2 separate regions of the Mus musculus genome follow, and region 1 is linked to region 2. Evidence: chromatin contacts called from ENCODE Hi-C or POLR2A ChIA-PET data. All regions are on one chromosome and are shown on one strand. The core of a region is the stretch at or near the end of the contact, and the rest is flanking DNA. Distances in the headings are between cores, read along the strand shown. Region 1 holds the start of Pafah1b1 (platelet-activating factor acetylhydrolase, isoform 1b, subunit 1). Region 2 overlaps Pafah1b1 (platelet-activating factor acetylhydrolase, isoform 1b, subunit 1).

Region 1 (6,392 bases), core at 3,483-5,982, 49 kb before region 2:
GTTTTTTTTTTTTGGCGGGGGTGGGGGGGGGTTTGAGACAGGGTTTCTCTGTGTAGCCCTGGCTGTCCTGGAACTTACTTTGTAGACCAGGCTGGCCTCCAACTCAGAAATCCGCCTGCCTCTGCCTCCCAAGTGCTAGGATCAAAGGCGTGTGCCACCATTTCTTTTAACTGTGGAGCCAACTCTCCAATCCTCAACAGGAGTTTTAAAAATTTCCTAAAATCAAAAGGAAGGGTCAAAATGAGCATGCTCTTTATTGTATTTATTTGTTTGCTGTTTTGATTTTTTTAGACCAGGTTGGCCTCGAACTCAGAAATCTGCCTGCCTCTGCCTCCCGAGTGCTGGGATTAAAGGCGTGCACCACCACAGTCCGGCATTGTTTGCTGTTTTGAAACAGGGTCTCCTGAAGCCTAAGGTACTCTTTAAGTCACGATTTTCCTGCTTATATCCTCCTGAGGGTTCTATTCTGTTGGCAAGTACTACTTGAGGCTGGGGATTGACCCTAGGGCTTCCAGCATTCCAGACAAGCATTTTTATCAACTAAACTACACCCACCCCCAGCTCCACCTTTGCCATTTTCAGAAATTGATTTCATTTTAATTATTTTAAAGTGTGAAATGCTTTATGAGCTTGTGTGTCATCATTGCACAGGGGCTATGTGCATCTTTTCAATGTCCTTTCAATTGTTCTATATGTGTTGCTGAAATGAGTACCAAAATTCAATTAAAAAACCACCTCTTTCACAAAGACTTCTTTAAGTTCTCCAAATAATAGTTACCCTCTGCTGGAGAGATGGCTTAGTGTTTAAGAGCATTGGCTGCTCTTCCAGAGGTCCTGAGTTCAATTCCCAGCAACCACATGTTGGCTCTCAACCATCTGTAATGGGATCATATGCCCTCTTCTGGTGTGTCTGAAGACAGCAATAGTGTACACACACACATATATATATAAATCTTTTAAAAAAACAAGTTAACCCTTTATCCGCTAAGAACACAGCAACAGGCATGAAGACAAAGACCCTATGCTCCTTCTCTGCAGTGACATCCTGCTGAACAGCATACATCATTTTGTATTGTTTATATTAGTACTTTAAATTTTCTTTATTATCATTGTGCACATGTCGGTGTGGACATGAGTGTGCCACAGAGTGTGCATGTAGGTCATAGGACAACTTGTTGAATTCAGTTTTCTCATCTTATCAGTGGATCTGGATGATGGAACTCGTGTTGTCTCATCAAATGCTTCTACCTGCTCACCCATTCCCCCCCCCCCCCCATAGGTTTTTTTTCCTATGTATATTTCATGTCTATTTAAAGGTTTTGGATTATAAAGGTTCCCTCTGGCTCCTCCTTGTTCTACTAAGCTGAGAGTTTGACTCTGTGGATTCCCTTTCATTTGCTTTTATGTGCTCGCAATTTCATGACACATCCGGATGTCACGATGCTGAGAAGAATGACTGGTCTAGTTGGATCTGCCCACACTGACATATCTATGCCTTGTGGAATTTCAAGTACCCAAGTTAATGAGTGAAACTCTCCTAGAGTCAGTGCCTGGTCAGTTGGGTCATGGTTCTCTTCTGGATGGACTTTAACTTATATAACTTGCATTCCCCCAAGCTTCCTTCTTACCATTTGTTAGTTTATTTCTCTATTATTTTCACACATGACATTGGACATTTTCCTGTAAACTACAGAGGCCAGTTGAACTTTCAAAAAAATTGTTTTTTGGTTTTTTTTTTTTTTGATGAGTGATTTTTCTTTTGTGTGTTTATGTTCATATGTGGGAATTTGCTTGCACATGTGTGTGGTGGTTGACACCCACGACTTTTACCAGCATGCTGGGCATCAAACTCAGGTCCTGATGTTTGAGGAGCAAGCACTTTACCTACAGAGCAATCTCTCTAGCTCCTTAGAACAAAGTTTTAACATTTTTCCTTTGGCCATACTTATAGAAGACATTTTGTTCTCTCCCCAGTAGCAATATTTTTGGACTGTTTCTTCCAGTCAGCTTATTTGCAGAATTGTTTTAAGTAACACTAATTTTGCTGCAGCAATTGAAACAAATGTTTCCATTTTGAAAATGTCTACTGGAAAAATAAAGATTTGTAATTCAAATGAATGGAGGGATTGTTAGATTGTTCTTAGGAAAAAAAATGAAATGTTTATTTTTTCCACAAGAAAATATAAACACTACTCAAGACATCCATTAGTAAATTTCTCCTGAGGAGACCTAGGTTCTACAGAAGGACTTATGAACTATGATTGATGGCACAGATGTCTTAATTCTCCATTTTCATTAGACAAGTATTTGTCAAAGTGGATATACAGTGTTAGCAACTAACTGAAAACGCACAGAACTGTAACACACTTGCTTCATGTCAACTTAAGCATATAATCTGTTCAGAAAAATTATAATCCAGGGAGAAAAATGTTATATCTTCCCCCAAAGGAGACTTACTGCTTTTTTGAAGGATTGCTACAAAAATAAAATCTTTACTTATTTTAGGACATAATTGTACAATCTAGGTCTTACATTTTTTTCTATACATAAAAGCATGTGATCTCAAGGCTTATGCGAGTTAAGGCTACCTACTTGTATTAAGTTGGTGTTTATCAATGTGCTTCCAAGCAATTTTGTTGACTTTTAGAGCATTCATTAAAAAAAAAAAACCCAAAAGAACTTATTCACTCATCTGATTAAATATTAAACAAGATACCAGGCAATATTAAATATTTCAAAAGATAAAATATGAGAGGTGGGTGAATTCTTAGAATCAGGGAGAATCAGGGACAATTTAATTTAATGAATGTTTCTTGGCTGCTTTTGGATATAAGTGATAGGATCAAGCCTCTGTCTCATGCTGTCCATAGTTTTGACTATAGAATCCAAAAACTGAAACTCTGGACATAACCTTTTAAAGATTATTTGATTTAGTTTCTTGTGTTGATGAAGAAAAAAAAAAAAAGAACTAATCCCTTAAGGTCATTGGTTTATGTTTTTTAAAAAAATTTCTAGGGATAAAGATAGCCCATCCCAATACAAAGAGCCTGGCTTTGGTACTAGATAGTAATGGTTACATGAGTTACACATCAAACCTCAGGCCTTAACCCATGCAACATCTAATCTCACAAAGCCTCACAGCTATGTCAATTCTATAATGTTTTCTTTTCTTTCTCTCAGCAAGTACTCTCCTACTGAGCTGTCTCTTCACCCTTTTAAAAGTGATAAATTTAAAAACATTTGAGTTTTCCAGGTAGCCCTTAAACTTGTGATCCTCATTCTTCAGCCATTCCATGCTGGAATAAGGGATGTGTGCTTCCTTCCACCCAAGGTTTGCTCCATTATTATTTATTCTTGGAGACAGGGTTTCTCTATGTAGTTGTCTGTCCTGGAATTCACTGGGTAGAGAAGGCTCTTGAACTTGGAAAGATCCACCTGTCTCTGCCTCCAAAGTGCTGATATTAAAACACCATGTCCAGCTTTAAATCATTATTTTAAGATAGGGTCTTACTATATACACCATGCTGGCTTCAAACTCGTGGCAAGTCTCCTGCCTCCGTCTCCTCAGTGTTAGCATTACAGATGTGAGTCACCCTAGCTTGTTTATTACTATCATCATTGTTTTTTGTTTTTTATAAAAAGGATGCTCCTGAGGCTTGCAGAGAACTTCTGGGCTCTTGCTGGTCTCCTGCCTCCTGAGTAGCTTGGGCTACGTGCCATGTGCCACTTTGTTTGGCTACTGGGTTTATTTTATACTGATACTGAGGCCAAAAAGAGATATGATAATTTAGTCAAGGTCACATTCCCAGTGGTGACACCAGGATTCATACTGGAGACATTAACTCTGCAGCTTCCCAAGTGATTTTTACAGTATTTACCTTCATCGAGGGACGCAATAGAATCAGTTAAGCCTCAGTGCTGGAAAACACAAGTGGATAATGAAGTAATCTCATTCAATACTTAAATATCCTATATTGAATAATTCAGAGCCCCAAACCTTCCCTTTCAAAAATCAAGTGTCTCTTTGTGGAATAAATTGACATCAAATCCCCCCAGATTTGTCATCAATATACAATTCATAATATAATAAAACACAGACATGTCTTGTAGAGAATAAAGTTCCAGGTCTTTCTGTGGATTTCAGTTTCCAGAATCTCTGATGAATACATGTGACTAAGGAAAAGAATAGCTGAATCACATCTACAGGCGATTCCTTCCGATTAAAAATCTGTACCAGAAAGGAACACAAGGCAATCCATCTGCCTTTTAACCTCAACAGCTCTTCTGCCCAAGCCCACCAATTTACTTTGGTCCTTTTGGGTGGGTGGGTAGGTGGGGGATGGGGAATAATCCCACAGGCTAAGGCAGAAAGGAAGCATCCTGGCTTGGCTCCTGCTCTAGCCAGCAGGGGCCGAAATGCCAGTGCACCGGGTACCCGCGGTCCGCCGGGACAGCGCAGTGACCGCTGAGGCAGAGCAAGAGTCGTGATGGACGCCAGCCGTCAGGCAGTTTAGAGCAAAAGGGAAGCTTCCCAAGGGATCAGGGGGCAGAAGCGAGAAAAGCCGCGGACGGGACGCAAGCTCGCCGGTCGGCTCGGGTACAGCCGCCAGCTCACCCTGCGGAAGGGCGCGCGGCCCAGGCCCAGGCCCAGGCCCAGGCCCGGCCCGCGCATGCGCCGCGGGCCCTCCGCTCCCCTCCCTCTTCCTGGCGGGTCTGGGGCGGCGGCGGCGCGGTGACGTCAGGGCGTTGGGGCAGCTCCTGTGACAGACGGAGCTGGAGCGGCGGGGCGGCGGCGGAGTCCGGCGGCCGAGATAGCGAGTGAGGGAGCGAAGGAGCAGCGAGCCGAGAGTCCAGGGAGCGAGGAGGACCCGGAGGGGAGCGCTCAGGCGCGAGCGAGAGGACGAGCGAACGCTGGGCTAGGGCTCGAGCCCCGGAACGGCCGAGGAGCCCGCCCGCGGCCCTCCCCTCCCCCTCCCCGGGACCGGGCCCAGCGCGCCATCCTCCCCCTCCCTCCCTCCCTCCCTCCTTCCTCCCTTCCCTCTCCCTCCCCCTCCCCCGCTGGTGGATGGGAGTGAAGGACGGAAGAGGCCCTGCGGAGGCGGTGGTGCAGCGCTCCGGTAAGGCGGCGACGCTCTGCGCCCTCCCCTCTGTCTCTTCCATCGCGCTCGGGTGGCTGCGGGCCGGGCCGGCGGCCTGACGATGTGGCTGCGCCGGTCCCCTCCCTCCCATTCTCCCCTCCCCCTGCCGCCGCTGCCTCCTCCTTCTTCTTCTCCTCTCCTCGCTCTCAAAATGGCGGCCGCGACGGCCGTTGAGTGAGAGGCACCGAGGAGGGGGCCCTGGCCTGGGAGGGCGCTGCCCTGGCTCCGGTTCCTCCGACCCTGGCAGTGGGCTACTCAGGCTGCTGAGGGTTCAAGCCGTGGCCTCTCGGGCGGCATCGCCCTCCTGCCGCCGTGACTTAGCAAGAAAAGTATTCTTGGGTGGGAAGGGCGTGGATAGCAGGTCGCTCTCTGATCTTGGGGAAAGGGCTCAGCCCTCCTGGGCCGCGGAAGCGAACCCGCAGTCCCCACCCCTCCTTGGCTGGCGACTCGCCGCCGGGGCTCCAGCAGCTACCAGGCCTTCCAGGCGTCGGGTTCTCCGCTTGTCCTTAGGTTGAGGGTGGACCCGGGGAGGATGGCCCGCCGCTCAGGCCCTCGGCCCCCCGGTGCGGTGGTGGTCCAGCCTCTGCATTCAGTAAAGATCTGCAGCATCCACCCACCGAATCGGGCAGGATTTTCCTTTTTGCTACTGACTCCTCGCACGGGAGTTGTCTTTTGACGTTGCTAACACTGAGCTCCCAGGTTCTCGATCATTCCCTTCATCCCATCTCTCCACTCCATTAGGAAACGCTGTGACTATTTACCCTCTCTAGCCTCCCAGGTGAGAAAATGTTTTTTTGAGACGGTGGGCTGATTTCGTCTCCCAAGAGGAAAGAATTTCAGTCTTGAGATAGGAGAAAGCAAGGTGCCTGGCTTTATTTGTTATCCTGCCTGCTTTTTCCAGTGACTTAGCAAGAAACTCCTTGGGAGGAGCGCAGGAAATTTTCTGTTGAGGTTGGGTTTGGGTGTAATTCCTATCAGTATTTTTGGCTAAGAAATTGTGCCTTTGAAGAGTACCAGATTTGTGGTCTCATTCTCAATGGGCGATGTCATGTCAAGGATACCTCCTCCTCACCCCCCCCCCCCTTTAAGAGACAATTGGGAGAAAATAAAATTACTGCTTTTCTTACCTTTAATTTCAAACACACCCTCCTAAAGATTCACAACCTTTAAAAGATCCAGTAACATAAAGGTCATTTTAGCAATTCTCTTTTTGTTGGGTTGGCTTGTTTTGTGTGAAATTTCTTTTCTGGGGGT
Region 2 (6,438 bases), core at 3,152-5,651:
ATGGGGCAGGTTTCTGGGATGTGCCTCTCTTGATAGAAAAGGTATTTACAGGCATAAAAACCCTGGGTTTAGTTCCCAGTACTACATAAACTTGAGTGTGGTAGTGCCTGCCTGAAGTTCAAGGTTATAAGGCCTTGTCAAGAAAAAAGAAAAAAAAGGACTGGTTTTAGTATTAAAATGTGTTCTATCCTAAATGTTACTTAAGTCAAATACTTTTTTGTCTTTAAGGTGGGTCATGATAACTGGGTACGTGGAGTTCTGTTCCATTCTGGGGGGAAGTTTATTTTGAGTTGTGCTGATGACAAGACCCTCCGTGTATGGGATTATAAGAACAAGCGATGCATGAAGACCCTCAATGCGCATGAACACTTTGTTACCTCCTTGGGTATGTACACATTGTGAGGTTTCTGAACATTTGAATTTTGGAGTGCCAGATGTAGCAGTTTTATGTAACCTTGTCGACTTTTCCAGGTAAGAAGTGACCAAAAGGCCTGTTTCAACATTATGGGTTCCTGCCAGTGGCTTTAAGCTTCTCTCTTTAGAATTAAGCTTATAGTTAAAATATTGTTTCCTCTGTTGTGCATTGGGTTTGGAAACGACTTGGAAAGGATACTTAATGATCACTCCTATTGACTGGCTGGTATTTTTCTTTCCTATTAACTTGTAATTTTCTTTTTTTAAAGATTTATTTATTTAATATATGTGAATACATTGTAGCTGTCTTCAGACACTCCAGAAGAGGGTGTCAGATCTCATTACTGATGGTTGTGAGCTACCATGTGGTTGCTGGGATTTGAACTCAGGAGGACCTTCAGAAGCGCAGTCAGTGCTCTTAACTGCTGAACCATCTCTCTAAAAGAAATCTTTAAAAAAAAAGTTTTCAACCTGTAGATTGAGGCCCCTTTGAGGTTGCATATCAAATTTTTACATTATGATTCATAACTAGCAAAATTGCAGCCATGAAGTAGCAGTGAAGTAATTTTATAGTTGGCAGTCACCACACCATGAGGATGTATTAAAGGCTTAAGTGCTATGGATGTTGTTCAGTGGTATACCAGCTAGTGAAGCTTGACTGAGATGTTAGTGTCAATCCCTGATACTGCAGTATACCAGCTAGTGAAACTTGACTGAGATGTTAGTGTCAATCCCTGATACTGTAGAAGAAGAACAAATGGAATCTTAAATAATAACCTGGGCTACATAGAAGATCCTGTTTGGAGGGGGGAGAAAAAGAAATAGGGCTAGCAAGATGGTTCAGCTGGTAGAAGTGCTTTTGGACAGGCCTGAAAACCCATGCTTAATCTCCACATCCCACATGGCTCCTGAGAGTTGTCCTCTGACCTTTCTGTACTTGAGCCTGTATGTATACTTATACACACACACAGAGACAGGCAGACAAAATATCTGGAGGCATGGTGACACATTCCCCAATTTGGGTGGCAGAGCAGGATGATTATGCCCCAAATTTTGTCCAGCTTGATGTACATAGCAAGAGATACATGGCAGGACATTATTGTTTAAGAAAGAAAGGAAAAAAAAATGCACTATCCACTATATACCACCATCACCATGTACTTAGGGAATTGTATAAACGTCATGTCCTCAGTATCATCTGGAGTTGATAACAGTGAATTCAGTAAATTGTAATGTACTAGGGTATGATGGATGGACCTTATGGTGACAATAAAGCCCTTGGTAAATTGGGCAGGAGTGTTGCATTAGTACTAAGCCTGAAGCACAACATTCAGTAAATCAATATGCTGGGTGAATATGCACTTGTTAGTAGGTTTGAGCATTGTTTGGGATGATACTAGTGACATCGAGTGGAATTTAATAATTGAGTTTCAACATTCCTAATCCAGTTGGTAAGCTCAGTAATTTTAGAGATATGGATGGGTATGTATATGGAGAAAATCGTGGACATTGTATTCAAGTGTGGAGGCAGAGGTTCATAGACTCCCAGAGCTTGGGAAGCTGACCTGGAGGGAATCAAGTACAAGGCCTGCTGGGCTTATATAAAATATACTGCTCAAAAAGCAAGCAAAGCATTCTGTCTGGCTTAGTATGGTTTGAAAACAAGCCTTTTCTTTTCTCTTTCAGATTTCCATAAGACGGCACCCTATGTGGTTACTGGCAGTGTAGATCAAACAGTAAAGGTGTGGGAGTGCCGTTGATTGAGTCACATTTGGTTCTTCCTCCCTTTTTTCCTCTGGATGCACTCTGATGATACCATGGTTACCCCATTTGAGCTCTGTTTAAATAAATATTGTCCTTTCATGTAAATTATTCTGGATGTAGATTGAACTTATTAAATGTTACACACAAAGTATTCATGCATGGTGAATCCAAATTGTATACTGTAAATTTACATATGTTGTCTAGAAGTACCATAGGGTTTAAAAACCTGGGCTGGCATTGGTCACACCAGGCCTACAAGGGCAGAAGTTAAATAAATTGAACTAGGGCACTAAACTGAATAGTTGACAGTGTCATTTTATGTTGGATTATTAATTACTGTTTTTCTTCCTGCTATCTGTTGGTGCCTGACTTGATGGCCTCATTTTGGGGAAAGTGGTGGTTATTAGGGCTTTTTCTGAAATGTGTATCTATGTAACATCACTTAAGTGTGCTTACTAAATCTTTAAGGGTGTTAGATAATAAGACTGCAATTCAGAATCTTTGCTCCATCTGTGTAATGGGGATTACACATGAAGTTTTTGTCATGACCCCTTTGCCAAATCAATAGGATATGTTTGTTTTGGCAGCCTATCAAGCAAAGGCTAGTGGTTTATTTATGTAAGAAAATGATCGTAATTCTCAAGAAAAATCTCAGCAGCTAATAGTGAATCCTTTTTCATTTGGGTCTTACTGCTTTGTAAACAGGTCAGGAAGCACTGTCCTACTTTAGGCTTCTCTTCACACTAGACATGCGAGTTGTATTCTCCAGACTGTTGGACTGTGTAGTGATGTGACTCCCCAGTAGAATTTGATCTTCCCATTGAGTGTTATGGTACAGATCACTATGTGTTTATGATGTTTTTAGGGATGTGCAATGTGCATGTCAGAATTATGAATGCTGACAAAGCTGGGTGCGCATTTTAAAGGAGTGGAAGGAACAGTTTCCAACATGACCCTGATAACAATTCGAACTGTTTCACTTACAAGCTATAAAAAAAAGTGACAGGGTGTAATGAAGCGTGCATAGAATATACTGGGTTTTTTTTTTCTCATGTTTTGTTTATATGTAAATGTTTATAAGTATATGGGCCTATCTGTAAGTGGATATGTCTATATATGTATATCACACACATATAACCTCCATGTTGTTGGGTCTTAAGTTTTTGAAGAAGTGCTAAAACTTACGCATAGAGTAAATCTTGCTGGGGAACACCAACCACAGCCATGCTAAACTCTTCTGCTGTTTCTGACTCTGAGGAGCTTTTCTAAGAGAAAGTCACTTCCTTTGTTCTCCCCTCTAATGTGGCCAGTCACCATGTTACGCATTCCTCATAGGCTGTATATTTTGATCCAGAGTTTCTACAGTAGGTTTAAGAGAATTTTGCCCATGACTTTTGGAACACTATTCCATTGTCAATTTTTAATAAAGAATTTATCACCTAGCTAATCAACTTTTTTTTCTTTTTAAGAAAATCAATTTGAAAGGTTAACAGAAACAATGACATAACAGTGACAGTCTAACAATGATAATTTTTTTTTTCTGGACTGCATTTTATTCGTTTGTATAATAGATTTTTTAAAAATCCCTTTAAGTATTGAATGGAAATTTGGTTCCTGAAAGGACAAAGGGTGAGAATTAATGTCCTGTAGATATACACAAGAGATTAGGCTCTGACAGAAGCTCACTGTCTAGCTTGTGTGCTTTTGTTTGTTCACTTGTTTGTTCTTAATATTCCTCAGAGATTTCTCTAGAAAGGAAAAGTGTTTTGAGAATTAAGTGGTTATTTTTGAGGACAAAAACTCCATCGTGACTCCCATAAACAACACTGTAGGTTGGCTTTTAGGACAACATTGCCTCACAGCCCTGCTTACATTAAGAAGTCTTTTTCTCCTAGCTGTTCTGACTGGATTTTTCTCCAAAAGCTATAGAAAATACCTTCGTTCTCATTTGCTGCTATTTCCTGTCCTATTTCAAGAATATAAATACATAGAAATGGTGCATCTTAACATTTGTTTGTATGTGTTAAAATGTCTTGTTTTTTAATTCAGTTTTAGCATGTAGCAACATGAATTGTTTAAGGGTAAGCCACAACATCTAGACATCATTCATAGAAACAATAAAGAATGGTACCAATGTAGAGGAGCAAAGCTGCTGGGTTTCCTCCCCTGCAGCAGTGACTCACTGACAACGGAGGAGAGAGTGCTCTGTAACAAAGCTGTCCTTACTTGGGAGAATGCCACAGCCTGCTGCTTAGCTGAGTTACCAGACATCATCCATTTAAGCAGCAGAAAACATTGAATCTCAGGGATGGTCCACAGCTGGATCCAAACTTAACGAGCCCTGTTTGAATAATGAAGGGTGGCGGGGCAACATCCACATCTGGCATCGGATTTGCAAAGGTTTCTCACACTGTTGTTTGACACTGCCCTGTTGATGCCCTTACTCTTATGTTACTGTTTTCTCTGTCTGCTGTCTAACCCTGTGCCTTGCCTGGGATAAGGACAATGATAAAGTTACTGGTTTGGGTTGTAAGTAGAGGACTTTATGAATTGGTTAGCGGTTCACTGCTGCTTTGTTACTTTCTTGAGTCAGATTGGCTGCTTACTAAATAAAAAGCTGATAGAATTGTGTACTCGGATGGTTGTTGATTGTGTGTGTAAACAGACATTCCAGTGCCACCTATAGCACAGCGTGCCCAAGAAGTCCTAACCGCATGGAGAGTGCAAGCTGCAGGTTGGTTTGTGTAGACATGACCTGAAGAATAGTTGCTTTTCACATGACATCTTGCACTTTAGGAGACTAAGACCGTCCTGTTCTGTCTGCATGTGGTGTGACCAATGGTGTGCTCAGAGCACTACCCACAATCACTAGTATTAGCAAGCCGTCCCGGGCCGTGATGCACTATTAGTCCTTTGGAAGCTTTGGCTTTAGGCTCACCAAGCCCAGTCTCCTGTTTGCCTCTTTCTGTTCTTTGTGAACTTCCAGATAATACCACTCACTAAAGTTTATTTTTTTGTTGTTTGTTTTTTAATTTAAAAGAAAAAAACTATTTAAAAATAAGGACATTTTGTTTGTTGACAGTGGTGGCTTGATAATCCTTAAGCAACAAGTTGAAATAGAAGGAAAAGGCACTTGAAAAGGTTACTCTTCCTGTCCAGCTGTATATAAACCCAGTGTGTTGATTAATCTAGATGGTGCAAAAAGGAATGTCATGGTAGACAAGCAACATGGGCAAAATTGCAAGAAAGGTTTTGGGTTTTTTCCAGTGGGCTGGGTTGGGTGGGATGGGGTAAGCTGGACTCACAAGTCACGACTGGACGGGCCTTTTTATCCTTTCACTGTATCATGTAAGTAGCTGCTTTCTTGCCTGCTTATCCTTCAGGCATCCCCAAAGCTCACTCTGAAGACGTTAGAAATAAACACAAACTCTACGAGTTAGAAGCCGGTCCTGACACTGACATGAAGGCAAACATTGATTTCATATGAACGTTGCAGAGGTGGTCATTGGAGAAAACAGTTCCCAGATTGTTAAGAGTTCACCGAAGATATCGACAAAATTTTAAAAATCAGTAAAGGAATGTATATAATATTGCTCTTGTGTTTTACAGTAAGATTTGTTGCTCTCAGACTGTGTAAAACAAAATTTATCCATGTTTTCTGCATATTAAAAATCTTATTGTACCAATTGGTAAACTATTAAATGCCTATAAAACTAGATCTGGTGGGGTTTTTTTCAATGGTCATTGGGGGTGAGGTTGTGTTGATCTTGGCAGGAAGTGAGACTTGGGCACCAGCAACAGAAAGAATGTTAGTTGGCCATAAGCAACAGAGCTGTGCTACCACTGCCTTTTGCTGTTGTCTACCCCTTATCTGGAGGGAGCAGCATGTAGGTAGGTCTCTCGTAGCCATAGGCTTGAGCCTAACTAGAACTACTGACTGCACTGCACAGCTAAGCACACTTACTGTCTCTTAGAGATACAGACTCAATTCCAGAGATGAGGGCCCTGCCCATTTTGTATTTATCATCTCTTACCTTGGAGATAAACATCCTTAATGTCAGGTTTTATGAAATATACCAGAGTAAGTCTTCACTTTGTTCTAGGTGCTCTGTCTCGTGCTGGTGCCTCCTGTTGGAAGGTGTCTTCCCAACCAAAAGAAGCAGGGCTGTACTTGGCCAGTTTTTCTACTAGACCTGACCGATTTCCCTCTGGTGGAGTTCTAACTTAAATATCATATCCTGTTGTGAATTTGGAAACTGG

Evidence for each region. A loop is a pair of places that touch in the nucleus more often than their neighbours do. ChIA-PET counts read pairs that join two places held with the same protein, here RNA polymerase II (POLR2A).
Region 1: a loop to region 2 is called in a map of left cerebral cortex, with 2.0 times the contacts of the local background. The contact joins the promoter of Pafah1b1 here to the enhancer-like site in region 2. A Hi-C loop is called at or near these places in 4 of 37 maps with a recorded cell type or tissue (adrenal gland, heart, left cerebral cortex and 1 more). POLR2A ChIA-PET finds 5 or more read pairs at or near these places in 2 of 5 experiments (Patski and embryonic stem cell).

What each region holds. Positions count from the first base shown.
Region 1 is chr11:74,722,724-74,729,115 of GRCm38, reverse strand. Pafah1b1 (platelet-activating factor acetylhydrolase, isoform 1b, subunit 1) reads left to right here and starts at 4,732. Exons shown (of 11, transcript NM_013625.4): 1 at 4,732-5,117. Gm24211 (a small nuclear RNA gene) reads right to left here and starts at 713; the gene lies at 607-713.
Region 2 is chr11:74,673,405-74,679,842 of GRCm38, reverse strand. It overlaps Pafah1b1 (platelet-activating factor acetylhydrolase, isoform 1b, subunit 1), which reads left to right. Exons shown (of 11, transcript NM_013625.4): 10 at 229-385; 11 at 2,101-5,894. The coding sequence ends at 2,174. Among named protein-coding and RNA genes, the nearest start is that of Cluh, 27 kb to the right of the region's middle. Within about 2 kb of position 4,401, at least 1 of the 3 ENCODE cell types and tissues checked has a DNase peak (open chromatin) inside an H3K27ac peak, as active enhancers do; it is left cerebral cortex, where a contact is called at or near this core.